2 separate regions of the Homo sapiens genome follow, and region 2 is linked to region 1. A link is a contact called in ENCODE Hi-C or POLR2A ChIA-PET data. All regions are on one chromosome and are shown on one strand. The core of a region is the stretch at or near the end of the contact, and the rest is flanking DNA. Distances in the headings are between cores, read along the strand shown.

Region 1 (3,845 bases), core at 688-3,187:
AATTATTGGCTGAATCCACTGCCTGCACAACCCTGCGTTAAGCGCTTGTGGGGATAGAAAGGCGGAGGTGCACCCAGCCCTCAGGAACTCCCAGTCTGCTGAAGATAATCCTAATGAGATGTCCAGGATTCAATGTGAGTTGACAGAATAGCTATCCAACAAGTCCAGATGGGAGGGGACTCACAGGACAGAGCATGTGCCAGTGGCAGCATGGATAATAGTAATTACCACCAACATTTACATAACACAGCACTTACATGGGCTAAGCTTTGTTCTAAGTATATACGTTAACATACGTTAACTCTTTTAATCCCTGTGACATCCTATGAAGTAGACACTTTTATTCTTACTTTGCAGATGAGAAAACAGACACTGAGAGGTAAGGGGACTTGGTGAATCCCTAATAAGGGATGGGGCTGCCCCAGAGTCTATGTTCTCCTTTCTGCCACATTACCCCTCCCTTCACAGTGTAAAGGGATGGATAGGAGCAGGCTCTCTCCCTGGCCTCCACACAGGGAGGACGGAAAAGCATTAGAGTTGAGTTCCTGCCCTCTACAGCTCTGCGACTGGAGGAAAGTTAACTTAGATTAGCCCCCTCATCTGAACATACAAACTCTACTCACCTCACATGGCTTAGTGAGGACTAAATGCTTCCACATGTGAGTCACTCAACACAGGTTCTCTCATGAAAGACCAGTACAAAATAAACTAGGGGGTGGGGGGCTGGAGAAGAAAAGTCCCTTTTCTTGAATTCTTTAAAGATCTCTCAGCCATCTTTGCTTTCCTATCTCTTCCTCAATGATGTTCAGAGTTTGAGGATACTAAAAAGTCTTCACTTCCCAACCATGGGCCTGCTTATCTGAGGATCCCAGAGGGGCTTAGATTTGGGGAAAGCAAATTTGGCGGAAGTCATTGAGCAATATAGGGGAGGAGGGAGCAGTGATCTTATGAATCCCAGGACAGGAAGCCTAGTTCTGGGAGACGGGGAAAAAAACGCCTAGATAGGTACCGAAAAGAGGTTTCACTAAATGAAAAGAGGTACTTTTCCCCCCAAATTATTCCCTAACCACCTGAGCAGAAGAACAACCAAAACCTAAAACTTTTAATGACTTGAAACACTCTGAGGGGTGCTGGCAAGGACTGAGGGATCTTACCCAAAACCCTAAAGACAGAGGAATTAATTTCTCACCTGGAAGAAGCCACGTCCTGCCCTGTTCTGCTCTAGGATAAGGCTGAACCCTCCCAAGGTTAATAAAAAAGACAAGGAGAGTCAGCAAAGGATGGGTTACAGAGCCCTGGGACTACAGTAACAACTCATCGTTGGTGACACCGAGGTGACATGTTTAGTCAGTCGCACTATGAAGCAGGTGTCACAGGGACACCTGATCTCTCAGCTCTTGGGATAGGGAGGGAAAATGTTTAAGAAAGAGGGTGGGTGCAAGGCAAGGCTGAAAGGTACTAAGACACCTCACTGGACCCAAAGTCCCAGTCCTCTGCTTACCCGAATTTCTGGCCAAGCTCAGGGCTAGAAGGGGTGGCGTGGCTGGGGGGCAGGGAGGTTCTGAAGCGGGACTCCCAGGAACCTCTCCCGCTGGGCTAGCGGGTGAGACCGGGCGGTCCATCTGGAGAACATCGCTCCACTGAGGAGTGCCAACGGGTCCCTCCCAGAAGCGGTCAAGCAGATAGGCCGGGAGCTACTGGGGGAAAAGGGCAGTGTGCCGGGGCCACTCCTGCCCCGGGAAGCTGTGGACGCAGGCGGGGTGGGCTCACCTCCGAGGCAGCTCGCGCGGACTCCCCGGGGCAGGGCTGGGTCACCGGAGCCCCTGAGCTGCAGCTCCGGGCGCTGGACCTCAGAAGCCGCCGCAGCATCCGGGACAGTGGCCGCGCCGCCATGAAGCCTGATACGAGCGGAACCGCAGCCCGCTTCGGGAGCACACTGGCCGGGCACTCGCCCCCGGGGTCATCCCAGCAAGGGCGGGGAGGGGCAGGGGGAGGGCGGGACCCGCGCAGCCAATAGGCGAGGACGCAGTCCCGCGTGGCCTTGTGGGAGCTGTAGTACGCTCCCTGTGCCCACTTTCCTGGGCCGGGGTAGCGCTCTAGGGCAGAAGGGTAAACTCAGGTAAGGAACGGGGTTCTTTTCCTTCCAGTTTTTCTGGCTGCTCTAGTCTCAGATTTAGGTCGTGGTGTGACAGTAGGCAGGACAGGACAAGGGCCAAACGAATGAGGCACTGCCTTGGATGCAAAATTTAAGAGGGTGCCAGGTAAACTGCGGTTATCAAAGTAAGTAATTTTTTAATGTAATATTTCAAAAAATCGTAATAAATTTTCAGAAGTCCGTGAAATATCAACATTCTAAATAAAAAGATTTAGCCTACACTTGCATGACTCACATCACTCAGTGCACCATAGTGCAGATTGTGGTTGTAAAACGGTCAGTTAGGTCTTTCAAGATACACTTCTCCAGTTGTGCCCCAAAAGGATATTAACAATCTTTTTTTTTTTTTTTTTTTTCGTGGAGAAGGCAAGAGTATATGAGAAGTCACAGAATGAGTGGACAACATTTTTGAAATGCTTCTTATACACCAAGCACCATGCTAAATGTTATTTAAAACAATCCTGGTATGAATAGAATGTCCTTTTTGCAACTGAGGACATTGAGGCTTAGAGAGACCAGGTAATTTTCTCGAAGTCACACAGCTGATAGTGGGTTTCAAACCCAGGGCAATCTGCTTTCTACAGTCATTCAGTCAAGATTCAGTATGTGTTAGGAATGGTGGGGTGTGCCTCTTCCTCTCTATAAAAAGCAGAGTGCTGTAGTCCTTTAAGATTTTGGATAACACACACAATAATGAGCTTATGTACTAAGAATAATTATGCTCAAACCAGCCTGTTGTATCCAAAACCCTGTCCCTGTGGAATTGCAAGAATAAAACACCGGCTGGAACATACAGCTGCCAAGTGCATGCTTAGGAAGTGGGAATATAGCTCCTGATCTTGAAGAATTGACCGAATAGTGGGAGAGGAAAAAATAACTGAATATAACTGACTTTTACAAGTGCAGTGGGACTGTCAGAAAAGCTGAGATGATTTTAGCCTTAGATTCAATGTGAATTTCTCACAATGATACTCAAAATTCAGAAAATATATTGTAGGGGATGAAAGTGTATCTGGGGTGTGTTTGAAACTGATGAGACAAGTATGCCAGAGGTCTGTTTGCAAGGGGCCTGAAGACCAACTGAGGACTGTTCAAGCTCTGTCCACTGCTAAGTTTAGATATGTCTGGATTTATCAGGAAAACTGGGTATGGGGGAGAGAAGGATAAAAACTTTTTTTTTTTTTGTATGTATGAGGCTTGAAGAGCCTTCTAGAGAGGACTCAACCTCAGGGAAGAAGCCATCTGACATATGAACTTGATCCAAGAATGTCACCAGCTCCTTGGAGCCTCTCTAGATTCCACCCTCTTCATACAAGTTGTATGTGATCATCCCTTCACTTGGGCTTTACTGTCATCTTTTATAGAACTTGGGTCTCCAAGGCAAGACCTAAGGCTTACTCAGTTCTGTTTGAAGGCTGAAATCCTCTCCATATTATCATACATCTACTTGGACTCCTGTAGTGCTGGGAAACTTTCTGGCTTCCTGATGTTGTCTGGTCCACTTAAATGTTTCCCCACCTATTAAAGTTCTTACTTGTATTCAGCAAAAAAGTGCCCCTTTCTGTCAACATATGGTGATTAAGTGTCATCAGGGCCGAATCCTCTGCTAATGGCTGGGAATAAGGAAATACTTTCAAGGGCTCACAGCCTGCAGTAGGGCTCTGATGTGACAAGTCCATGGATTGATTTG
Region 2 (3,999 bases), core at 826-3,325, 47 kb after region 1:
CTGCAATGAGAACATGTTATTCTTATGCCCTGTTCCTGTCACAGTCAATGCTTCCCCTCCATTCATTGCCACAGGGGACACCTCCCTTCCTCTTACAGGATCCTGGGCAATGCAAATCAGGCCACCTGAGGGAGATAGAAAACCTTGCCTGATGTTGCCCAAAAACTGGTGGCAGGATCAAGATGCGGCCACTTTATTGGTTATAATAGCAGGTTCAACTAGATTTCCTCAAATTCTCAATTTCTGATACTAAGATTTTAGACTTATTCTAAATGTCTCTGCAGGACTTATTTTTGAATTTGCACTTTCCAGTTTCTGCTATTTCTTTTCAACTACTAAATAGCTTCCTCCTTCATTGTTCCTAGAGTTTTGCATAGAAGATCCAGATTAACCCTCTAGGTATCTCCCCATAACCTTGACATTCTCTGTTCAGTTCTACTCAGCAAGCTCTTATTGCATGCCTACTCTGTGCTAGGGCCTGTGCTGGGTGCATGAAGTCTGCAACTTAGCAATGTTTAACACAGGCACCATGATGCAAGTAGAGAACTGAAATCCAGGCCTTCTTCTCTGTGGACCCGAGCCATTGCCTCCTCTCAGGCCAGCTCAAGTCTTGCCTCTGCAGAAGCCATTCAACTCCCTCTTTTTTTACGTTCTTTCCCAGGAGATGGGTGGAAAAGACAAGCCCAGCCTCTCAGAAAAACAGGGTGAAATCTTCAGCCAACAAGAGAATAAACATAATCTTTGGCAATCTTGCAAAATTCATGACCAAAAATAGACCCAAAGCAAAACAAACACATCCCTTTACTCTTTCACTCCTGACAATTAAAAGGAGACCAAATCAGTCTATTTCAATAATTTTGATTCCATATTACACGAAAGACAGGAAGTCATGTCCACCAAGTGACCTGAAAAATATGGACACTTTCTACTTTTTCATGGAGTTTTCACTGTATTCTTTTTGTTTCTATCTCTTTCTCCCTTCTGCCCACTCTTCCTTCCCCTCCCATCCTCCTCCCTCAGTTCTGTTCCAGGCTGAACATAGCATACAGCAAGTGGATGATGTCCAAGGCAATTCCTGGGTCTAGAAATCCATCAAGAATGATGCCTGGAGTCCAGATCAGAGGATCCTGAATCATCTGCCCTTTTCTCAAAGTGAGGAACAAAGCAGTGAGACTTGGCTCTCTAGTTGTTTTTCTCCTACCCAGCCTCAAACCTGGCCATGTCTCAGAATTAAGCACTGGAAAAGAGAAGAAGCACAACTCACTTTGGTGGAACTTCATCCAAAGTTGCAATAGAAATATTGTTCTTCTGACCCTAGGTTTGAAAAAAGTGGATAGAAGTTGGGGTATAGAAATAAGTAGAATTAGAAGTAGGGATGATTTTCTCCAATAGAAATATTTCATCAGCCTTTGGACTGTAGAGCAGAAAACTTTTGTCTTCATAGAACATTGAATATGTAAGAGAGCCAGTTGATGACAACTGCTGATAGTGAGGGGAGACGGTAGGGGCAGGGGGTGGGGATGATGTCCTGGTAATGGTAATAGCCAATACCCTTGACAATGACACTAGTAGCTCAGACACTAGAGGACATCTGGTGATGGTGGCCTTTTCAGCATAGATAACAATGTCCCCAGTATCTTACATGGGCTTTGGTATCTCATTAAGCAAGGAGCTGTAATATTTAGAGATGAATGCCAAAAGAACACATCATTCCAGTGAGTGAACATATAGTTGATAAAAAAATAAACATGGCATACATTACAGTCACCCAGATGACTGGAGTTGTCAACTGGCACTGACAATTTCTAAAATCACTAGGGAGGAATATGAGGGGGCTGAAGGCCACTCAAAATAGACAGTGAAAGATCCAGAGGAATGCCATGTTTGGACACTATTGCCATCCTATGTTTATACCAAGATGACGAACAGAGCCAGGAAGCACGGATGTACTGTTTTAGATGAAGGCCACAGAGGCTGATATGTGAGCACTGCTTGCAGGTTACAAAGCCTTATTCCCATGTAGGGAACTATGTTCATGTGCATGGCAGTGGAAGACTGGGGTCAAAGAGACAGTCACTGAGAGACCAAGCAGAGAATGGGACATTTCTGTCTTTTATAGAAGCTGTGCAGTGGGTGGCGGGGAAGAGGGGTGTTGATCCTGTGAGATGATTTCCAAAGGTTCCCACTAGGTGGAAGTGTTGGTTAGTACATGAGTCAGCAAAGGTTTCTCAATGAACCAATTTTTTTTTTTTTTTTTTTTTTTTTTTAAGGGCTGAATGGGAAATGCCACTGTCACAGATAAGAAGATGGGGGTGGGGAGTAAGGGGTAGGGTTGGTGGTCAGGGAGGCAGTAACTTGGTTCAAGATCACCAAGGAATAGCACTGTCCCATCCTCCCTTGCCTCAGACTTCTAAGGACAAGGCAATGAGCTCAGATTCTGCTTCCAGTTATTTTTAACTTCTAATCTCTACTTCTACCACTGAAAACAAGAAGTGCCAGTCTAAGACCTATTAGTTGTTTTGATGGAATAGAGAGGTTAAGGGTCTTAGACGGTAAACCCTGTGGCTCCCCATCGCCTGTGAGATAAAGTTGAAATGCCGTAACATGGCTTGTGAGACATTTTCCTGCTGCAGAATTTCCTTACTTTTACTAGTCTGTTACTTGAAGCTCCTTAAATTCTCCCATGATGCTTTTTGGGTTCTGAAAACCTATGCCTTTAATAGGTATTGCTTCTTTGGGAAGCATCACCTGACCTATTTATGGAGATTTGATCACCGTTGACTTTGTGGCATTCCTTTACCTAATCTGTACTGTGAAGGATTTAGGTCAGAGGTTGTATGATGGCCAGGGACCCAGAACCACCACACATCTTCTCTACTAAATCAGTCAGGACTCTGTTGCTTGTGACAGAAATCCAATTAAGTCTACCCTAGACAAAAAGGAAATGTTTTTGGCCTCAGGGAGGGCATGGGTACAGCTGGGAAAGACTGGATGAGTGACAGTTATATTTTCTGGAACATTCTCACCGATTTTTCTATTGCTTTGAATGTCAAATTCTTTCTTTCTTGTGAAAGACTGACTCTCTCTGGTGGGAGATGGGGTCCTGGCTGCTTTATGCTCATCTCTTACCAACTTCACTACAGGAAAGGTAAAGGCTCTTTACAACCAGAATTCAGTTTAACAAGGACTGACACTGGCAAAAGATGAGCATATGCTCAAAGCAGGGCCAATCATTACTGTTGCTCTGATTGGCTTATCTTGGGCCACTTGCCCACCCTATAGAGTGTGATTGACAATCTCACTCAAACTGCATGATTAAAGTCAGAATAGAGTTTTTCAAAAGGAAAGTGCTCTTACCAAAAGAAAAAGTTTTTCTTTTCACTGGGTAAAGAATAGTGGATGTCTAGTCTTCTGCTCCCCAAAGAGACATTTATAAAAAATGAAGTCAGAACTCAAAGTGTCTCTTTATTACTTGACAGATCAGTGTCTTAGTCCATTTTGTATTGCCATAAAAGAATACTATGGATTAGGTAACTAGGAAAAGAAACTCATTTCTTATAGTTCTAGAGGCTGGGAAGTCCAAGATTGAGGGTTTGCATTTGATGAGGGTCTCCTTGTTACATACCATGCCAGAAGGCATCACATGGAAAGAGAGGAAGAGAAGAGGGCAGAACTCATCATTTTATCAGAAACTCACTCTGATAATGGAATTAGTTTATTCATGAGGGAAAAGCCCTGAGGACCTAGTCACCTCTGTTTATACCCCACCTCCCAACACTGTTGCATTGGTGATTAAGTTTCCAACACATGAACTTTGAGGGATATATTCAAACCACAGCAGTCAGTGACATGTAACCTTCAATACAGAGCTCTGAATTAAACACAAGGCTGGGGTTTGAGGTTTTGGCACAGATTGCTACCTACCCTCCACACTCAAAGGCCATGGATTAGAAACCAAGATACTTAGCTAAAGAGAGCTGAGCTTCAAACTGCAAGCAG

Evidence for each region. A loop is a pair of places that touch in the nucleus more often than their neighbours do. ChIA-PET counts read pairs that join two places held with the same protein, here RNA polymerase II (POLR2A). Pooled maps may share reads with other maps.
Region 2: a pooled map shows a loop between it and region 1 (2.9-fold over the local background). The contact joins the enhancer-like site here to the promoter of MOCS1 in region 1. A Hi-C loop is called at or near these places in 1 of 168 maps with a recorded cell type or tissue (IMR-90) and 5 of 50 pooled maps. POLR2A ChIA-PET finds 5 or more read pairs at or near these places in 1 of 52 experiments (MCF 10A).

The regions. Positions count from the first base shown.
Region 1 is chr6:39,932,525-39,936,369 of GRCh38, forward strand. It overlaps MOCS1 (molybdenum cofactor synthesis 1), which reads right to left and starts at 1,938. Exons shown (of 11, transcript NM_001358530.2): 1 at 1,771-1,938. The coding sequence starts at 1,893. LOC102723789 (a long non-coding RNA gene) reads left to right here and starts at 2,045. Exons shown (of 6, transcript XR_001744112.1): 1 at 2,045-2,119.
Region 2 is chr6:39,979,072-39,983,070 of GRCh38, forward strand. It overlaps LOC102723789 (a long non-coding RNA gene), which reads left to right. Exons shown (of 6, transcript XR_001744112.1): 6 at 1,021-1,270. Among named protein-coding and RNA genes, the nearest start is that of MOCS1, 47 kb to the left of the region's middle. Within about 2 kb of position 2,076, at least 3 of the 41 ENCODE cell types and tissues checked have a DNase peak (open chromatin) inside an H3K27ac peak, as active enhancers do.